2 separate regions of the Homo sapiens genome follow, and region 1 is linked to region 2. A link is an interaction called in ENCODE POLR2A ChIA-PET data of the cell type or tissue named here. Cell type or tissue: OCI-LY7. All regions are shown on one strand. Each heading gives the region's core, and the rest is flanking DNA. Links, peaks and the distances in the headings are about the cores only.

Region 1 (11,091 bases), core at 3,364-8,363, 330 kb after region 2:
GAGGTTGGGCCTGGCTAGCGGTTCTCCAGTCCCCTCTTCTTTGGTGTGTCCTTGGGCTTCGATTTACCTATAAAGTGGCTCCCACACTGCAGGGGATTCCTTAGACCCCCTCCCTATTCTTTCTTCCCCCTTTCTCTCTTGGCTGTGCTCCCGATTTGTGTTGTTCTGCTCCAAAGGCCCTGTGATCTGTTGGCTTTTTGATGACTGTGTTATATGGAGTGGCCCTGGGAACTGAGTCTCGATCTCTGTTACTCGCACCCGAGTCAGTAGCCTTTTTGGAGACGAGTAGTGGCAACCTCACTTAAGGAGGCCTTGGCTGCAGCATCTCAACATCAGTGCCTCCATTCGGCTTTATTTACTACCCGGAAATAGTACTTGAGGCTTATAACCCCAATAAAGTCTCAACTTGATAGAGTTGCCAGATAAAATGCAGGATACCCAGTTAAATTTGAATTTCAGGTAAACAATGAATAGTTTTTTAGTCTGTCGTTGCTTACCAGAAGTTCAAATTTATCTGGAAATCTCGTATTTTTATTTGCTAAGTACGGCAGCTCTAGAGCTCGAGTGTGGGTCGTTGGGGGTGGAGGGCAAATACTGAGATCGCAGTATTAGCCTCAGAACGTTAGAATGTGAAAGTCAGAGAAGTAAGGTCTCCGAAGACCTGGAAAAAATAGTATCTAGAATATTTAGTGAGATGCAGCGTAACAAAGTGGTTAGGAACTTGGTCTTTGAAGTCAGATGGGCTTGCCTTGGAATCCTGAGACATCCACTAACAAGCTGTGACTTGGATGACTTACTTAATGTCTCTAAGTCTGTATTTCCTCATCTGTAAAATCGTCTTTTATAGAGAGTATTAAAATGAGAAAGTATATGGAGTGTATTTATTACAGCGCCTGGTGTAGACTCAGTAGCTCAAAAACTGGAGGTTGTTATCAATGTGTGAATATATTCTGAGCAGTTTCTAAGTCTCTTGGGAAACTTGACCTTGAAAGATGGGTACCATTAAGAATTTCTGAGACCTGTATAGGTGAAATGTGAAATGGGTCTTCATAATCTTTCAGTTTTCTTTTCTGCTCCTAATTTCTTGCTGGGCAGTACAGAAGGAAAAACAAAGATGTCATAATATTTGAGGGCAAACATCCATTGTTGAGTGTACTTATATATCATAATTAAAAAAAAGAACCTAATGGAAAAATAGACAATTTAGAAGAAAAATTGTAAATGTTCAATAAATAATTAAAATAGTTCCACCTCACTAGTAATGAAAGAAATGCAAGAAAAAAAAAGTTAAGTTACTTTTTTGGGGGGAGGGTCTTAGATTTATAAAACAAAACAACAAATAGCTGATAGCAGCCTGTGTGCAAAATGGGCACCTCCATAAACTTCATGAGACTGTATATTGATACAGTGTTTTTACATTTAAACTATATGTACTAAAATGTTAAGTGCACATATTCTATTCCTGAGCAATCTCACAGGTCTTTAGCCTAGGGCAGTAATAATGCAAATAGGCTAGATTATGTGTAGAAGTATCTTCAGTAGGCTCTTCTGATAGCCAAAAATTGGCGGACAAAATGCCTGTTAGAATAATATAAGTGTAGTACATTTGTCCCTTGTAGTTAAAAAGAATGAGGTTATGTTTATATGTACTTCCATGAGATCCATATTATATAGTTAAGTGAGGAAGAAGTTTGCAGAACAACATCATAACGTGATCCCCACTTTCATAAAATACTAAAGCCTATGTCTATGTGTAACTGCATTAAAAATCTGAAAGGATACACTTCAAACTGTTAGTAGTTGTTACCTCTGGGGACTTCCATTTCCAGTCATGATAGAATAACAAGAGCCAGATTTACCTTCCCACCTTAACTATACAACTGAACAAAATGTATGAAACAAAGGTTCATACATTGCTCACAGATGTTGGGCAACAGGCAGTGCAGGAAAATAATTCTCCAGAGAAGGCAAATAAACAAGGTGAGTCCTGTGATTGTCGTAGATTACTGCCTAGAGAGTTTTTAGGCTTCAGTGAAGAGGGGAATCCCTTGGTCTTTCTGAGGAGACATAAATTTAGAGTGTGGGGAAGCAAAGATGGCTAGATTTTGTTGGGCAAAATACCGGAGAAGAGGGGGCTGCAGAGAGAGAGCACTAGAGATCTGCAGGATGTCTTCTCAGGTCTTTGTTTGAGTACTGATCTGCATGTGAGAAAACTATTCAAAACCTGAAAAAGGACCACTGGAAAGGAGAAGGCAGAGCAATCCCCAGAGTTCACACTAGTGAACTGGGACTAGTTTGTGTTCCTACTTGCCAGAAAGGAAAGACTTCCTAATATTACAGGGCTTCAAATAGAGACCTCAGATGGCTATTGCTTTAATAGTGGTTCCAGATTAAGCCTAGAATGAAGGCTGCTGTAGCCCCTCTGTAATAAAACCTAAAAGCAAGCCTTGAAAGGATCAACTGATTCCAAGTAACTTAATTGTATCCTAGAGCAAAGCCCAAGAATATGTAAAGGAATATGACAAAAATCTAGTACCAAACATAAAATTCACGATGTCTGGCATCCAGTAAAAAATCATCAAGCATGTCGAATGAATGAACCTAGGATTAACCTTGATGTTTCTTTTTCTTATCAGAATTGACAGAAGGTGACATCATGGGGCTTAGTTAGCTCATTGTATCATTTTCTATTTTTTTCAGGGCTCAGCTTTCACCCCAAAAGACCTTGGATCCTGACTAGTTTACATAATGGGGTCATCCAGTTATGGGACTATCGGATGTGCACTCTCATTGACAAGTTTGATGAACATGATGGTGAGATATTTCTAGGAGGAAGTTAAAGGAGTATAAGTATTTATAATATCCTGGGGTATTTTAAGCCTTGTTTGACATGGATTCCTCTATGATTAAAGAATGTGGAAATGATAGAACTGAAAAATCCTGAATAGGAATCACCTTAGAGATTAGAAAGGATAGCTCTGTCTAACATACATTGCCTGCCTTCTCCACCAGGTCCAGTGCGAGGCATTGACTTCCATAAGCAGCAGCCACTGTTCGTCTCTGGAGGAGATGACTATAAGATTAAGGTACAGAGGGTCTGTCATAACTGAGAATAAAGGAAAGAGGATGTGGGAAGGTTTGGGAATCATGAAAGGAACTGAAAGACAGGAAATTTCATTCATACAGAGCTCAGGCCTTTGACAACATTATCCGGAGAACTTACTCAGCAAACATTTATTGAATGCTTACTGTGTACCAGACACTGTTTTCTTTTTAGGGAATTCAAAAATAAATAAGAAATGGCTTCTGTTTTCAAGGAGCTTTTATTCTAATACAGAAGATAAACATATATCCAAGTAATAGCATGTACAGTTTGGTAAGCAATATAATAGAGAGATATTCACAGTGAAATAGGAAAGAGCAGTATAGGTGCAAAGACAAAAAGCATGACACAGCTAGATACAGGGCAGCTGTTATTGGTTTTGTATGGAGAAAACCTGGAGAAATGGTGAGAGAAGGGGCAGAAGATGAGAGGGGCCAGATCATGGAGTACCTGTTTGTGGCGCTCAGGAGTTTAGATGTTATCATGCAGATAACTAGGAGCCATTTGAGGAACTTAAATACAGGAGTGATACCAGATTTATATGTTTTTAAAATGATTACTTGGTGGTAATTAAAGAAAAGATTGGATGATTTGGGCAAGACAGGAGGCAAAAATACCAGTTAGGAAACCTGAGCTTAGGTAGTAGCATTTGAAATGGAGAGAAGGAGATGGATGTGAGAATTTAAGGAAATGAATCAGTGTGTCTGTTGGGTGATGGCCAATAAGGAGAAATAAATGAGATGGCCAATAAGGAGAAATAAGGGCCAATAAGGAGAAATAAATGAGCTGACTTTCAGGCTTCTAGTTTAGGTCACTGGGTAAAGGGGGTGTCATTAACTAGGAAAGGAAAATCAGGAGGAGATAGTTTTCTGGAGTGGAAGAGAATGGATAATGAATTCCATCTTGTCTCTGGTGATTTTGAGGGACCTAAGGGACAGTCTAGTTGAGGTGTCTGTGCTAGAAATATATTTGTGATTTGTCGTCATGAAGGGAGGAGCCAAAGGAGAAGCAGTAGAAGATATTGCTCAAGGAGTACGTTGAATAAGAAGACAGACCATCATTTAAGGGAGAGAGAGGAAGTAGAGTTAGTATGGGAAACAGTGATTCGAGGGGTTCGAGATGAACCAAGAGGGAGAAGAAGCCTCTTGGATGCCAAGGAAGAAGAGAATTTTGGGAAGGAGAAAGTGTTCAGAATAAGATCAAGATTGAGAAATAACCTTTGAATTGCTTAATTTGGAAGGCCTTAGTGTGAAATGAGGAAGCAGACAGAATATAGGCAATTCTTTAAAGACAACTGACTATCATAATAGCAAAAGTTAGAGCCAGAGACTAGCAACCTATAAAAATAAATCAAAATTTCCTCTGTTTACTTCCTTTAGTTGTTTTCATTAAGTCTATGTGTCAAACCGAACCAGTGAAATTTAATTCATAAAAAGGTAAAGTCTTTTCATAAGCAACTTCAAGAAGTTATATATTGTGATTATACCGCAGAACTTAGGTGATGGGAGTAAAGAGTGACAGCTGCCTACAGAGAAAAGAGCTATTAGAATTATAGGAAGGACATTTCTTTCTGTTTTCTAGTTTTTAGGCACCACATCCTGGGGCAATCAAAACTCAAACCACCTGACAGATCTCAAAAGCCCATAAGGATATCACCTCATTATAGTATTTTTGTATTTGTTATTTATAGTGATGAACATTGAGTATCAAGAATGGTTAACTTGGGATTCTTATAATCTGTTTAAAAAGGAAAAACTGGGTGTTAATTAAGAAAAAGTTTTCCCAAAATGACTAATATTTTGGAAAAGAAATTATCTTCCACTTATGAAATGTCCAGAATAGGTAAATCTATAGAGACAGAAAGTAGGTTAGTGATTGTCTAGGGTTGGAGGGGTTGGGAGGAAATGAGAAGTGACAGCTAATGGGTATGAATTTCTTAGGGGAGTGAATAAAAATGTTCTAAAATGGATGGTTGCACAACTGTGAATATATTAAAAGCCATTGAGTTTTATACTTTATATGAATAAATTGTATGGTATTTGAACTGTATCTCAATAAAGCTGTTATTAAAACAAAGGAATTCTTTATTAGCTGGTAGGTGTGTAGTGCTATCATTTGGTGGGTTTTTTTGGTTTGTTTTTTGTTTGTTTGTTTGTTTGTTTGTTTGTTTTTTGCGATGGAGTCTTGTTCTGTTGCCCAGGCTGGAGTGCAGTGGCGTGATCTCGGCTCACTGCAGCCTCCACCTCCCGGGTTCAAGTGGTTCTCCTGCCTCAGCCTCCCGAGTAGCTGGAATTACAGGCATGCGCCACCAAGCCCGGCTAATTTTGTATTTTTAGTAGAGATGGGGTTTCTCCATGTTGGTCAGGCTGGTCTTGAACTCCCGACCTCGGGTCGTCTTCCTGCCTCGGCCTCCCAAAGTGCTGGGATTACAGGCGTGAGCCACCGCACCCGGCCCATTCGGTGGTTTTAATTAATTTCTCTGATGACTAATAAACTTGAACATTTTTCCATAAAAAGGGGGATTATCTAGAAAAGTCATGTCTGTGGACCATCTTATTGCTTGCTATATCCAGATAAATGTAGCATTAGTTATAATCCTCGTTGACAAAGAGTAAGACAAGGAGCCCAGCAAATGGTCAGAGTATTCATCTAAAACCCCTATAAGTTTTTAAGGATTTACAGTTTTGGAGCTTGACTTAGGCCATTAAAGGAGTCAAGACATTTTGAAACTAGAAATATGAAAGTTTAAAACACTGAACTCTATAAGGGGAAAAAAGTCAGTTAAAGAATAGTGTTTATGGTATGGTCTAATTTTTATGTGAAACTCTACTGTGTACATGTGTATTTATATGTAGCTGATTGAATAGATAGAGGCAAAGGTATTGGAATACCTTAACTTTTCATGTTATTCTTATTTCCATACATAATGCTTACTGAGCACTTACCTAATGTCAGGCACTGTGTTAGGTGGTAAGGGTATAGTGTTGAGCATGATGGACAAGAACCCTGCCTTTAAGGAACTCAGCATTCTTGTTTGGAAGATCATACTTTTGGATTGTCTGGACTTGTTATAGGAAATGAAATTTTTATAATTTACTGAAGAAAAGTTAAAAATTAGAAATAGTAACAAGCTGGCCCAGATTGATTATAAACAAATATTAAAAAGAAATTTAAAAAAATTAAATAAGAAGAAAAATGCATCTGGTCTCTTATTTTTGTACATTTTAGGGGATTTTCTGAATGAGGAAGATAAGCTATTTTATATTTATGATCCTGGTTTTCATGTCTTCAGTTGTGTTCATTGATGCCTAGTACTTTGGTAGTTGACTCAACTTCACATCTGAATATGATATTGTTTCTCTGCTTAGCTCAGGCTTACTGAGCAATGTAGTATTTTCCATGTAATAAGTTAAGGTCTGTTTGCTTGACAGGTGAGTACAGACCACACATGTATGGGCGTTGTTTGCCATCAAGTTAGGAGCCTAAGAAGCTGATGCCCTATATTATTGTTTCCCTTGGAGTCATGGTATCTATCTGTCCTACTTTTTTTTTTTTTTTTGAGACCGAGCCTCTCTCTGTCGCCCAGGCTGGAGTGCAGTGGAGCGATCTCAACTCACTGCAAACGCCGCCTCCCAGGTTCAAGTGATCCTGCTGCCGCAGCCTCCCAAGTAGCTGGGATCACATCCGGCTAATTTTTTTTTGTATTTTTGTAGAGACAGGGTTTCCCCATGTTGGCCAGGCCGGTCCCAAACTCCTGACCTCAGGTGATCCCCCTGCCTTGACCTCCCAAAGTGCTGGGATTACAGGTATGAGCCATCGTGCCCAGCCTGTCATACTTTTTAAAAGTGATGGGTAAAGCACTTAAGGGGTCTATATTCAAGCCAAGAGCACAATTTTGCAGTAGAAAAAAGAGTTGCAAATCAAGCCCTGGATAAATATCTCCTGCTATTAAATGCAGATGGCTTCTTCCCAAAGAAAGAAAAACTTTTTTTTTTTTTTTTTTTTTTTGAGACTGAGTCTCGCTCTGTTACCCAGGCTGGAGTACAATGGCATGATTTCGGCTCACTGCAACCTCTTGTATCCTGAGTTCAAGCGATTCTCCTGCCTCAGCCTCCCGAGTAGCTGGGACTACAGGCACATGCCACCACGCCTGGCTAATTTTTTGTATTTTTAGTAGAGACAGGGTTTCACTATGTTAGCCAGGATGGTCTCGATCTCCTGACCTTGTGATCCACCCGCCTCGACCTCCCAAAGTGCTGGGATTACAGGCATGAGTGACCACGCCCAGCCTGAAAAACTTCAATAATTTTATCTTTAGCTTTTCCCTAATCCTACCCCAACCCCATGTTGTTTATCTGACCTATATTTTCATTCTTGTTCTTTTCCCCTCAAATCTTAAACAAGGCTTTCTACCAAGGTTCCTACCTATTTAGAAATGCCAAAATACAAATAATGTATATAAATCTATATTTATATACATATTTCTATCTCTGTAAAGATATCAATTTCTCTGAGCCTTTTAGAGGCTCAATAACTATTTCTGTTTCTTAGTTTGATTTGTCTTTGCAGGTTTGGAATTACAAGCTTCGGCGCTGTCTTTTCACATTGCTTGGGCACTTAGATTATATTCGCACCACGTTTTTTCATCATGTAAGTAGTCATGGTGGCGCTAGTTTTGGAGCATTCTTAGTTTCCCCATAGTAATCTTTATTTGATCCTTGAGAACCCATGTTTTAATAATAGAGTTGTTTTTGGAGTGGCTCTTCTACAATCTGTGTGGTATTGTCCTTTCTGCTTTTTTTCTTTCTGCAAAAGGAAGCACTTGGGATTATACTGAATTTAATTTTATTGGATTCAGTGGATTCTATGGGAAGTCATTGTTTCTCTGTAGGGAAAAGTAGGGATTTGATTTCAGATTTGCTGAACCAAAAAACAAAAGTTTGCCAGCTAATCCCATGTAGGGTATTATTAGTAAGTAGTAGGTGTGTCTGGAAGAAGGTCAGACTAAGATGCCATTTTGATCAGCTAACAAACGTTTCGAAGTATTAACAATCATACCCCTCTATCCTAGGATTTTTGGGTCTGGTGGAGGCTGTTCCCTTAGCCAGGCTTACTACTTTCTTTGATCTGCCAGGTAACATAGTAGATTTAGATAGTGAGGTGCAGATTACAGACTCCCAACCTCTGAATCCAGTTGCACCCTGACAGGATCTCCTTATAGTTCTGTGTATTAGCATTAACTTACACTATTCTTTGATTGCCAGTAAATTAAGTCTCTTTAATTAAGTTAGAAAGAATATGATGAAATAAACAATTTACTGGTTGAGTATATATTATTTCTTTTTTTAATTAAAAAATTCTAGGATAGGAGAGAATGAGAAAATTACAGCTTAAACATTTGAGAATGATAACCACTCAATAAGATAACTTATTAAGTAGGAATTATTTGTCATTGCCATAAAGGACTTCCTGAAGACCCTTGCCTAGAACAAGTTGCCATCTACCTGGAAAGTTACGAAAGACCTTATTTTCTTTCATTTTACCAGCTCACTAAATATGTGTGTGCCTTATACTTGCTAAGCTTTGTGCTAAATACTGAAGGTAGAGATACTATCTCTATTGAAAATAGAAATACCATCTATTTTCAGTGTTTAACACAAAGCTTAGCAAGTGTAGTAAGAAGGAAGTGTAAATAAGAAATACTTCCTTTTCTCAACAATCTTATAGACTCCAAAAAGGCTAAATTGTCTTTACATGTTACTTTCTGCTTTGCTTGCTGAGACCTGGGAATTTTTTGAAACTGGACAGAAAGAAGTCAGACAATAAAATAATATTCCCATCCTAGAGTTAAAGGTAGAAGAGTCTTTCACAGGATCTTAATTTACATGATTAACTGTATATAAATACACACACACACACACACACATATAGAAGTAAATGTAAATGTATGTTTCACTATCTGCCTCTGAGAATGTATTGTGCCTCTAACTGGCTTCCATTCTTAAGTCTTATAGGTGAAAGTGCCGAAGTTGAGAAAAGCTGTTAGAGTGGTAGAGAAAAGGAGACAGCTAACCTGATAGCAAAAGCAGCAGCCCCTTTGCTAATGTAGCTGAGCCGTTAAGCAATGCAGTTCTTTAGAGAAAAATGATTACAAGAACCTGATAGAACAGATTTGTTTAATGTTTAAAGCCTTTGTCTGGAATATCTTTCAGGAATATCCCTGGATTCTGAGTGCCTCCGATGATCAGACCATCCGAGTGTGGAACTGGCAATCTAGAACCTGTGTTTGGTAAAGCAGGAGGCAGAGGGCTCGAAAAGAGTCTTCATTTTTCCTAGTTTTTCATAATGAGCTTCTCTTAGAACAATCTTCTCCCTTCTCAAATGGACTATGTCGGCTGATTAATTACTGATTGTATTTGTAGGATGCTTTTAAGTGCAAAATAATAAATGTAGAGGCAATCCCATATATGAATCTGGACTTCCAATAATTTCTTACCAGGAAGAGAAGTCATATAGCCTTTTAGAACAAGAACTTTTAGCTGGTTTTCAATTATTTTCCCATAAAACCTGAGTCAAGGTCTAGACCTTTGTCTTATTTTGTGTTTGGAGCTGGAGCTTTACATAGAACTTTCCATGAAGAGTTAGGGACCATTTAAAGTGATGGCCTTGGCCCGGCGCCATGGCTCATGCCTGTAATCCCAGCACTTTGGGAGGCCAAGGCAGGCAAATCACCTGAGGTTAGAAGTTCGAGACCAGCCTGGCCAAGATGGTGAAACCCCGTCTCTACTAAAAATACAAAAATAAGCTGGACGCGGTGGCGTGTGCCTATAGTCCCAGCTACTCGGGAGGCTGAGGCGGAGAATCGCTTGAACTGGGGAGGCAGAGGTTGCAGTGAGCCAAGATTGCGCCACTGCACTCCAGCCTGGGCAACAGAGTGAAATTCCATCTCAAAAAAATAATAACAATAAAAAATAAAGTGATGGCCTTTAAAAGGGATACCCTACTAAAATCTCACAGATAATTTACAGTATGGATTACTGAGATTACATTTATTTTGATATTTTAAAATATTTTTGAGAGAAGAGCTATGTAATCTTAGTCCTCCTGAAATTAGTAATATTTAAATACTAAAGCATTAGAGGCAAGAAGAGAACTATTGTTAAAATAGCTGACTGGGCTTATTATTATTAGTTCAGAATTGGTAGGATGACCTGCCTTTGTCTCCATAAAAGTAAAACTGGATAAGCATTTATTGAATATGGAGAAAGGTATTTAGTTTAGGAGTCTGTTGACTTCCACCTCTAATTTGGTATTGTCTTTTTTTTTTCTTGCAGTGTGTTAACAGGGCACAACCATTATGTGATGTGTGCTCAGTTCCACCCCACAGAAGACTTGGTAGTATCAGCCAGCCTGGACCAGACTGTGCGCGTTTGGGATATTTCTGGTGAGCTGCCCAAGTTCAGAGGACAACCTGGTCATCTCTGGTGCAAAACTGCAATTGCTTAAAATAGTGAGGAGAGTTGACTTAGAACTGGAAAATTTAGAATATTCTGTTTTATAATAGCATCTTTGTTTCTGAGGTTGTTGAATTTGCTTTGATGGTTCTTCATATTGGAAGTCTTCTCTAAGAAAAGAGGTAACTCTAGAAAATTCATTTGATTTGAAGAAATTTTAACTTTCTAGTTACATCAGCTTTTGTTAAAATCTATTTACTGTTGCAACATTTGATTAAGAATCATGCTTTCCACTCAAATAAGAAAAAATACATCTATGACAAAAAGAAATTTTGAGAATAGATTAATACAGGGAAACAAGACTCTTGGACCCTATCGCTTTATTTAAAAATAGTAAAATCTCTCTATTACGTTTCTTCTAGTGCGGGGAGCATGGTTGGGTTCTAGGAGTTGGTGACTTTTATGTCCAGAATACCTTTTTTTTTTTTCTGAGAGGGAGTCTTGCTTTGTTGCCCAGGCTGGAGCGCAGTGGTG
Region 2 (11,091 bases), core at 3,002-8,001:
ATTATTATTATTATTGTGTGTATACATTTAGTTTTATTGTAACAAAGAAATCTGTACACTTTTAATGTTTAAAACTGAGCATCATCTTTCCTTTCCAGTGAAACAAAAAGAAAATTTAAAAATAAACATGCCAAAGGAGAAGCCATGTTGTTAAAATGCCCACTTAACCCACCCAAACATCTCATACTCACCCTTTGATGACTTTCTATAACCTCATTTTTTACAGGTTTTTTTTTCTTTTTTTAAACAAGAGAAAGTAGACAGATACATGTTGATAAATGATGGTCCATATTCACACAGAGACACACGGTACTCTCTGAACCCAATATACAGAGAAAGGAGAAAAGAAGCTAGAATTCTATGCACTGCTACACAGGGGTCTGGCACTCTCCAGCTTCCAGCAGAGCAAAGGGAGAAGGTTTTTCTTTTCTCCCACAGAACTTGGTGGTGTTGATTCCATACAGTTTTTGTTCAGACAGGAAGAGATAAGAATGAATTCTGAAGAGAAAGGGGTAGAGAATATTTTCCCATTGTATTATGCTCAAGGCATTTCCCCCCAAATAAGTTGAAAACCATGGTGTAGAGAAAAGAGACCTCAAGAACAGCGCGACTGAGCACAAGAGGGGAAAAAAGAAAAAAGACTGCAACTTGCTCCCAGGGACTGGAGAAAATTAAAAAAAAAATTGTTCAGAACATCAGTGTTCTGTTAGTCATCTTCTCCTTCATCCTCCTCTCCTTCCTCAACGTCATCATCATCTTCCTCTTCTTCGCCTTCATCCTCATCCCCTTCTTCATCAATATCTTATAATCCTTCCTCTTCTTCATCATCATCATCATCTTGTTCTTCTCCTTCTTCTTCATCATCCACATTGGGAACCAAGCAGCACTGTTATGGGTTTGGCCAAGTACTACCTGTGATGACCTCTCATAACTCACCAGCACCTGCATCAGAATGGTCAGTAAAGCAGGTCAAGAAGCTCTCTGGTGCCTCAGGCTGCCTCTTCCTACTGGCTTTATTCTTCGTTCGACTTGAACGATTCGTTACATCCTTTCAAGATTTCCATTTGATTTCAGTGGACTTTGAAGATGGATCGCCACTCTCATTTAGATGAAATTCTTTGGAGAGGAGTTTATTTTCAAAGTAAGGATGTTCATCAAAATAAAAATCTATTCTGTAACCTAATTTAGTATCTTCAAATTATGTCACTTCAACTCTGGTCATATAATGCAGTGCCTCTTCATCCTCCTCCACAAGCAGTGCAGACACTCGTGGGTGGTTGACAAATGATGTTACCCAAAAATGTGGGATTTGGGCCATCAATGATCAATTCTGACCTCTTCTGAAAAAATGATTGGCAGAGTTTGTTCTATTTCTGTTCTACTTTCAAATTCTCCTCACTGGCTTGTTCATGAAGTCTGTTTCATTTTGTACTTCACAAATGTGTTCAATTGCTGCTTGCTATTCTTTTTCTGAGGTCTCGTCTGCCCGGTTGCGGTTGGAGTTGAGCTCCTTTCTACTGACTTTAGCCGTTGGCACAGACTTGGTGCTGCTTGGAGTTCGGGGGGCGGGGGGCGGGGTGTGGTGGTTGGGGGGAGAAACGGGAACGGGGAGAGAAGGAATGGGGAAGCGGGTCGGGGGTAGGCGGCTTCCCCTAACTCCACACTCGCTGGCACTCACTCGGTCAGGCCGCCTCCGCTCCCCGTTCGCTCGCTCTCCCAGCGCTTGCTCGCGCATGCTGCCCTGGCATATGATACATAAAATGTATATAAAAGACAATATAAGTGTAGTTTTTGTTTGTAATTTTTTTCTCTTATCTGATTTAAAAGACAATTTTATAGAACAATAATTATAAATCTGTGTTAATGACACACATGTATAAAGATGTAATTTGTATGACAATAACAGCAAAAAATGTGGGCAGGAGAAAAAGCTGTGTGAGAACAAAGTATTATATTATTGCAATTAAGATCATTGTAACCTCCAAACCAACTATGAAGAAAATAAATACAGTAAAAAAAAAAAAATGACAAGGGAACTTAAGTGTACAGTAGAAAAAATATATTTAATACAAAAGAGGGCACTAATAAAGAAAGAGAAGAACACACACACACAAAAAACCTATAGAAAACTAATAGGAAAATGGCAAACATAAATCCTACCATATCAGAAATTACATTAAATATAAATGGATTAAACATTACAAATAAAAGGCAGAGGTTATTAGAGTGGACTAAAAAAAATGGGTCCACTATATGTTGTGTACAAAGGACACAGTTTAGATTCAAATACACCTATAGGTTGAAAGTAAAAGGTGGAAAAAGGTATATTATGTTATGGAAGCAATAACCAAAAGAGAGCTGGGTTTAGAAACTGAGATCAGTCAAAATATGATTTAAGACAAAAATTGTTGTAAAGACAAAGAAGGACATTTTATAATAATAAGAGTTAATGCATCAAGAAGATATAACAATTATTAATATATATGCACAGAGCCCCAAAATACATGAAGCAAAAACTTACTGAATTGAAGGGATAAATAGACAATTCAACAATAATAACTGGAGAATTCAATATCCCATTTTCAATAATGGATTGAACAACTATACATAAAATCAACAAGGAAATAGAAGACTTAAACAACATTATAAACCAACTAAACTTAACCAAAGTCTATAGGACACTTTACCCAACAACAGCAGAATATGTGTTTGTTGTTCTCAAATGCACATGGAACATTCTCCAAGATAGACTATATGTTGGGCTATAAAACAAGTCTCAACAAATATGAAATGACTAAAATTACAGAAATGTCAAAAGTATGTTTTTAACCACAATGGAGTGAAATTATAGATCAATCACAGAAGGATATTTGGAAAATTCATCAAGCTACATACTTCTAAATCAAGCTACATACTTCTAAAACAATGGGTCAAAGAATAAATCATAGGGGAAATTACAAAATACTTTGAGATGAATAAAACTAAAAATATTACATATCAAAAACTTATGAGATGCAGGAAATCAATGCTTAGAGAAACTTTTATAGCTGTAAATGCCTAAATTAAAACAGAAAGATCTCAAATCAATAATCTAACCTCCTACCTTAAGAAACTATAGGCTGGGATTAGTGGGTCATTCTTGTAACCCTAACACTTTGAGAAGCTGAGGCAGGAGGATCACTTGACCTCAAGAGTTCAAGACCAGCAACGTAGTGAGACCTTGTTTCTACCAAAAAATTTAAAAAATTAGCCAGGTGTGGTGGCTCATGCCTGTAGTCCCAGCTACTTTGGTGGCTGAGGTAGGAGGATTGCTTGAACCTAGGAGATCAAGGCTGCAGTGAGCTGTGATTGTGCCACTGTACTCCAGCCTGAGTGACACAGTGAGACCCTGTCTTGAAAGAAAGAAAGAAAGAAAGAAAGAAAATAAACTATAAAAAGAAGAACTAAGTTCATTAAGAAACTATAAAAAGAAGAATAAACTAAGCTCAAAGCAAGCAAGAGGGAGAAAATAATAAAGATAAAAATGGAAAGAAATGAAGGAGAGAATACAAAAATAAGAGAAAAACAAATTTAAAGTTTGGTTATTTGAAAAGATCAGCAAAACTGACAAATGTTTAGGTAGACTGATAAAATGAAAAACGGAGAAGACTCAAAGGACCAAAATCAAGAATTAAAAGGGGATATTACTATTGACTTTAAAGGAATAAAAATGATTACAAGGGGGATAGTATGAACAATTGTATGGAAATAAATTAGACGAAATGGAAAAATTTCAAGAATCACACAGACTACCAAAACTGACTAGAGAAGACAGATGCGATAGATCAGATAGATAAAGGGAGGGTTCTTGCTTGCAATAGAATGCCAAATATGGAGTGAGGTGCTAAAGTGAAGAAAGTTATTATTTTGTAACTATCACAATTAAGACAGGCTCAGGCAAAAATTATCAATGGATGCTAAATCTCAGAGGAAATTTTGATGAGGAGTAAGATGTCTGCATGGCCTTCCACTGTATGCCAACACATAGTTATTAGTTAAAATCAAAAAAGATAACTATACAATAGAGAAATCTGGCAATCTGTTGGCAATATATTGGCCAGGTGATTAAAATTAACATTATCGATGAGAAGACATCAAGGGTCTCTAGATGTGATACCTTGAGGGTACAATGTCACTTGTGTAGTACCTAGTCTGGGAATGCATAATGTGAATCTAATCATAAGGAAATACCAAAAAACCCCAAGTGAGGAATTTGCTATTAAAAAAGAGAGGCTGTAATCCCAGGACTTTGGGAGGCTGAGGCAGGCGGATCATGAGGTCAGGAGTTTGAGACCAGCCTGACCAACATGGTGAAACCCCATCTCTACTAAAAATACAAATACAAAAAAATTAGCTGGGTGTGGTGGTGCATGCCAGCTACTCAGGAGGCTGAGGCAGAAGAATCGTTTGAACCCGGGAGGTGGAGATTGCAGTGAGCCGAGATTGTACCACTGCACTCCAGCCTGGGTGACAGAGCAAGACTCCACCTCAAGAAAAAAAAAAAAAAAGGGAAAGGGTGGGAAGACTGCATTCTTCAAATATATCCATGTCATAAAGGAGAAGATATAGCTGTGGAAATGTTACAGTTGAAGGGTACTAAAGAGATACAACAACTAAATGCAATACCTAATACTGGACTGGATCCTGACCTGGAGGGAAAATTATGGTTACAAAGGGTCAACCGACAAAATTGAAATGCAAACAGTAGGTTAGACAAGAATATTGTTATCAATGTAAAATTTACTTAAGTGATAACTATATTGTAGTTGTGTCAGAAATTATCCTAATTCTTTACACTGATGTATTTAAGATAAAGAGCCATGCCATATGCAACCTACCCTATAATAGTTCAAATAGAGACAGAAAGAGAGAGAGAGAGAGAACTAGCTAATATTAAAGCAAAATGGGCAAAACATTACAGAGAGGTATTCACAGTCACAGCCAACTTGTAGACCCCTCCCTGCAGGATATTTATAAGCGTGTTCTTTGTACTATTATTAATAATAATTTTTTCTTGCAGCTCTTTTGACATTATTTTCAAATAAAAAGTTAACTACACAGATTAATGAAAGGTCTGCAATACTTATTTCCCCTTGATGGTCCTTCAAGATGCTGAGGGTCTGTTCTGCATTTACCACATCCTCTTCTTTCCTTGTATAGGCCTCTCCTTTTATAGACCTGTGAGTTCTCAGAGTACATTATCATTTTCAACCTTGAATTCCCATTGAAACCCTTGAATTCCCATTGAATCATCTGCCAAAGACGACAGTTTATTTTTCTGTTGATCCAATCAAGAAAAGGAGAAAGCTTCCATGAATAATAAACAGATGGGGACTACAAGTTCCTGTGACTCTGCCGGGCTCTGCCCAATGTGTCTCTCCATTCTGGCTCCCAGGCTACAGGAGCACAGCCTCTGTCAGTCTTGCTATCTCTGGCAGAGGACAGCAACACAGAGCAGAAGGACCTCTTTAAAGCCTAGGTTTAATAATGACAACATTTTCATGCTTAAATCCTTCAAGGATAGGCTCGTTGGAGAGCCTACAGGGTTCTACTGATCCTTATGTGGCTTGGTTTCTGTGATTTTCTCCTGTCCAATTTCTAGTTTGGCCCCTCCTTTGCACTGAATGCTGCAACCTTCCTGAACTGCTAGCAGTTCCCCGAATTTACTCAATGCCTTTGCTCAAGCTTTTACACTTCCTGGAATCCCCTCCCACTCCTCGTTGACCTAACAAACTCCCACTCATTTGTTAAGACTCAAACCAATTGTTGCCTCTCCAAAGTCCAAGAACCACTTCTTAGGAATAGGACTCTCTCCCTGGTCCATAATCACCGTTTCCCACCCTCTTTGTGATAGGAATGATTACTACAAAGAAGACTTAGAAATCGTCAGCAGGGAAGCCCATAAAATTTGCATTTCCTAATTTTCTGTAATCTTGGTGGAGGACAGGAAGGAAGTGGCCAGGCCAAGGCCGTCTGGCAAGTTACCAGCAGGGCTGAGGCTGGAAGTCAAATACACATTCTCCTTTCTTTGTTGATACTACTGGGTACTCCCTGGGGCTTGACCCATTGCCCTTCTTATGTTCGAAAATGTCTTCTGGACTCTGTCAAACCCTAGACAACTCAATTTTGCAGGACCTTCTAGGGGGGCAATGTTGGAGGGCTTGTTGGCTCCTAGAGAGAGCACTGGAATGAGCATGTTTGGTTGGTCTTCAAGCTTATACCTAGTACCCAGAACCACATTTCAAGCTTCTGGGAGGTTGTGTGGTATAGGGGAAGGAGCATGACCTTTGGAGCCAGACAGCCTTGAGTTTGAGTTCCAGAACCGTCATTTACCAGCTTCTGAACCTCAGGAAAAGTAAACTTTCTAAACCTCGGTTTCCGTATGTGGATGATTTTTAAAATCAGGATTAAATGAGATAACCTCAATAAATCATTCCACATAAAGTCTGCCATACAGTAAGTGCTCAATAAGTATTAGTTGCCTTCCTCTGTCCCAAACTTCTCCTTCCTCTCTTCTGGGCTGGCAACTCTAATTTTAATGAATTAAGACAAGATCTCTTAGCTTAAGTTTCCCCAAGTGTAAAATAAGAGGGAAATGGTTGTATAACTCATATGACCCAGATCACGGCTTCTTTCTATTTTGCTTTTATCAATCTTCTCAATCAGGTCTGTGTACTGAGCACAAAGGCTGCCCATGGGTGTGACATGAACAACGGAGGTTTTGCTCTCAGAGGAAGTGGAGAGGGGTTGGGAGGTACCTGGGGAAATGCAAATTTCATGGCTAAGTAGGACTTCCCTAGGTCTGCTGACTTCCAAGATGCTTCTGAGGCATAATTCCAGTGATGATGTGAAGGTGTGGGGCCAGTTCTACCCCCACCAAAAAAGGCCACAATCAGTATATTCATTCCACAAACATTTTTAGCACTTGCTGTATGCCAGGCATTGTTAGATTGGGGAACCATGAAGGTAAATAGAGCATAATGAAACTCAATCAGGATATGGGTGGATTGACCTAAACCCAAGAGATTTGGTTTCTGGTTACGGCTTTTCAAAAACTAGCCATATGGTAAGTCCCTTAGAAGTTTTAGTCTCTAAGTATTAGCTTTCTTGGGGTGAAATGAAGGAGTTGAAAATATGACTTCTATATTTGTTTGCTTTCCTTCAGATTATACTTCTCCTCTCAAAGTCAGCTCTGTGTTTTCAAATAGCCCCTGGAAATCTCCATATGCATGAACCGTAAACATTTAAACTGACCATATCCCAAGCCAACAAATAATCTTATACCCCTTGCTCTCAATTTTGCCCCTAAGTTATCTCCACCTCTTATACTTCCTTTCTTAGAGAATGGCATTGCCATCTACTGGGAAACTGAACTGGAAGTGTAAAGGCCATAGTATATAGGCCACTCTCCTTCACAGCCCACATTCAATAAGTCACCAAACCCTGAAAAATCCACCTATGAGATAACTCTCCAATGGATCTCCTTCTCTCCCACCTCATTGCTACTTCTCCAGTTAAGACCCATCATTTCTTCAAATCTGTTCCTAGCCTGTAGGTCTACCTAAATTTCTCTCACACTAAGGCCAAAGTAATCTTTTCTTTTCTTTCTTTTTTTTTTTTTTTTTTTTTTTTTGACAGATTTTCACTCTTGTTGCCCCAGGCTGGAGTGCAATGGTGCAATCTTGGCTTACTGCAACCTCCGCCTCCCAGGTTCAAGTGATTCTCCCATCTCAGGCTCCCAAGTAGTGGGATTACAAGCACATGCTACCAGGCCTGGCTAATTTTTGTATTTTTAGTAGAGATGGGGCTTCATCATATTGGTCAGGCTGGTCTCAAACTCCTGACCTCAGGTGATCTGCCCACCTCAGCCTCCCAAAGTGCTGGGATTACAGGTGTGTAATCCCACCACGCCCAGGCAAGGTAATCTTTCTAAAGCAAAAATATGAACAGGTCACTCAGCTGCTTAAGACTTTTGGTGGCTTCCATCAAAGAATGAATGGCTTTCCAAGAATGTGTTTAATTATTTGTGCGCAAAAAGGAGTTTTGATCAGGTGAAAGGGGAGACACTGCCTCCTGTGGAAAGTCCTGGGTTGTGTATCCTTGCAGGAATGAAAGAAAAACAGATCAAAACAATGAGGAAGAGAAGAGAATAGCAAATATTGAGTGTTCACAATATAGCAAATACTGTACTTTATATACACTGCTGTTTTAACATTCAAAAGGCATATTAGGTATCTTTGCTCAGGTTTTCAAAAATCAGACTCTGAGATGGAGATTTGTGTGTGAAAAGTTTATGGAGGAGTGCCCATGAAATAATCAATACCTGTGAGGGAGTGAGGGAAGTAAGAGTGAGCAGAGGAAGAAGTTGAGCTGCGGATGCAGTTGCAACAAAGTCCTCAGCTGACTCAGTGAGGAGCCCTGGAGCTAGAATGACCCTCAGAGCTGTTGCAAACTGAGGCAAAAGGGGACTGGACTTTTATATCCTTTCATCAACCAGTTGGCCCAGTTGTTTGATGTGGGTTCCTCAGGGAAGGAACTGGCTAAGGGCAGTTCCTGGGGAGGAACTCAGCTGAGAGCTGTCAGCCACCAATACTTCCTGCATGGGGAATGACTGCTTTGGTCTTGAGGGGGAGATCGGAACAGCACATCATAGCATCCACTATGTGAGATAACTTGTAGTGCATTATTTTATAGATAAGAAAACTGATTTTCGCCAACACCATGACTTATCCAAGGTCGTACAAGTAATGAGTGAAATCCTTGTGGTTCTAATTCATATTTGTCTTCATGTTCCTTTAGCTACATATAACCATGCAATGATAACCTTTTTTGATGAAGCTAGCAGAAGAAAAGAAATAACTAAAATCAGAGCAAAAATAAATGAACCTGAGACAAAAAAAAAAAAAAACCTCACACAAAGGATCAAAAAAATAAAGTTGGTTGTTTGAAAGGATGAATAAGATTGATAGACTGCTAACTAGAATAACCAAGAAAAAAAAAAAGAAAAGATCCCAAATAAGCACAATCAGAAATGACAAAGGTGACATTACAATTAATATTGCAGAAATACGAAAGATCCTCAGAGACCACTATGAACAGCTCTATGCACACAAACTAGAAAATCTAAAGGAAATGGATAAATTCCTGGAAACCCATAAACTTCTAAGATTGATCCAGGAAGAAACTGAAATTATTAACAGACCAATAATGAGTTGCAAAACTCAATCAGTAATAAAAAAAAACTACCAACCAAAAAATGCCCAGAACTAGACGGACTCACAGTGGAAATCTACCAGATGTACAAAGAACAGCTGGTACCAATCTTACTAAAACTATTCCAAGAAATTGAGGAGGAGGGATTCTTCCTCAATTCATTCTATAAAGCCAGTATCATCCTCATATCAAAGTCTGGCAAGGGCACGACAGATAAAGAAAACTACAAGTTAATACTCCTGATGAACATAGATGCAAAAACCTTCAACAAAATACTAGCAAACTGAATTCAGCAGCACATCAAAAAGACAATTCATCAGGATTAAGTTGGCTTTACTTCTGGGATGCAGACATAATTCAGCATACACAAATCAATAAATGTGATTCACCACATAAACAGAATTAAAAACAAAAACCATATGATCATCTCAATAAATGCAGAAAAAGCATTCAATAAAATTCAACATCTCTTCATGAGAAAAACCCTCAACAAACTAGGCACTAAAGGAACATACCTCAAAATAATAACAATCCATGACAAAAACCACAGCTAATATCCTATAGAATGGGCAAAATTTGTAAGCATTCCCCTTAAGAATTGGAACAAGACAAGGATGTCCACTTTCACCACTTGTATTTAACTTAGTACTGGAAACCCTAGTCAGAACAATCAGGCAAGAAAAAGAAATAAAAGGCATTCAAATAGGAAAAAATAAAGTCAAATTATCTCTGTTCACTGACAACATGATCCTGCACCTAGAAGGCCCTAAAGATTATTCTAAAAGGCTCCTAGACCTGATAAAGAACCTCAGTAAAGGTTCAGGATACAAAATCAACATACAAAAACCAGTAGCATTTCTATACACCAATCACATTCAAGCTGAGAACCAAATCAATAACTCAATCCCATTTACAATAGCCACAAAATATAAAATACCTAAGAATACATTTGACTAACGAGGTGAAAGATCTCTATGAGGAGAGCTACAATACATGGATGACAGAAATCACAGATGAGACAGCAAATGGAAAAACAGTCCATGCTCATGGATTGGAAGAATCAATATCATTTAAATGTCCATGCTTCCCAAAACAATCTACGAATTAACAGAATTCTTATTAATTTACCATCATTTTTCACAGAATTAGAAAAAAAACAATTCTAAAATTCACATGGAACCAAAAAGAGCCTGGCTAGCCAAAGCAATCCTAAGCAAAAGAACAAAGCCAGAGGTACCACATTACCCAACTTCATACTATACTACAAGGTCATGGTAACCCAAACAGCATGGTACTGGTACAAAAATGAACACATAGATCAATAGAACAGAACATGAAACCCAGAAATTAAGCCATAAACCTACAACCAACTGATCTTTGACAAAGTCGACAAAAGTGAACAATGGGGCGAGGACACGCTATTCAATAAATGGTGCTGGGAAAACAGTCTAGTCATGTGCAGAAGAAAGAAAGTGAACCCCTACCCCTCCCCATATACAAAAATTAACTCAAGATGAATTAAAGACTTAAATGTTAGACTTCAAACTATAATAATCCTAGAAGAAAAGCTAGGAAAAACTCTTCTAGACATTAATCTAGGCAAAGAATTTATGACTAATATCTCAAACACAAATACAGCAAAAACAAAAATTGACAAATGGGAGTTAATTAAACTAAAGAGCTCCTGCACAGCGAAAGAAAAAAAAAATCAACAGAGTAAATACAACCTACAGAAAGGGGGAAAATATTTGCAAACTATGCATCCACCAAAGGACTAATATCCAGAATCTGTAAGGAACTTAAGCAAATCAACAAGAAAGAAACAAATAACCCCATGGT

Evidence for each region. ChIA-PET counts read pairs that join two places held together with the same protein. Peaks named below come from ENCODE experiments on the same cell type or tissue, not always from the same donor. Only the 100,000 strongest peaks of a DNase experiment are listed, where the experiment ranks them.
Region 1: POLR2A ChIA-PET joins it to region 2 with 5 read pairs; 2 of 35 experiments call an interaction of 5 or more read pairs at or near these places.

What each region holds. Positions count from the first base shown.
Region 1 is chr1:160,331,904-160,342,994 of GRCh38, reverse strand. COPA (coat protein complex I subunit alpha) reads left to right here. Exons shown (of 33, transcript NM_004371.4): 2 at 2,701-2,814; 3 at 3,013-3,086; 4 at 7,673-7,753; 5 at 9,316-9,392; 6 at 10,438-10,547. Among named protein-coding and RNA genes, the nearest start is that of COPA, 5.8 kb to the left of the region's middle. In OCI-LY7, for the core only: no CTCF peak of the experiment used is centred there; no DNase peak of the experiment used is centred there.
Region 2 is chr1:160,660,600-160,671,690 of GRCh38, reverse strand. It overlaps the pseudogene SETP9. Among named protein-coding and RNA genes, the nearest start is that of SLAMF1, 19 kb to the right of the region's middle. RefSeq lists enhancers at 5,636-6,197, 6,211-6,270. In OCI-LY7, for the core only: no CTCF peak of the experiment used is centred there; DNase peaks (open chromatin) are centred at 6,034 and 6,770; H3K4me3 peaks cover 1,353 bases; H3K27ac peaks cover 2,182 bases.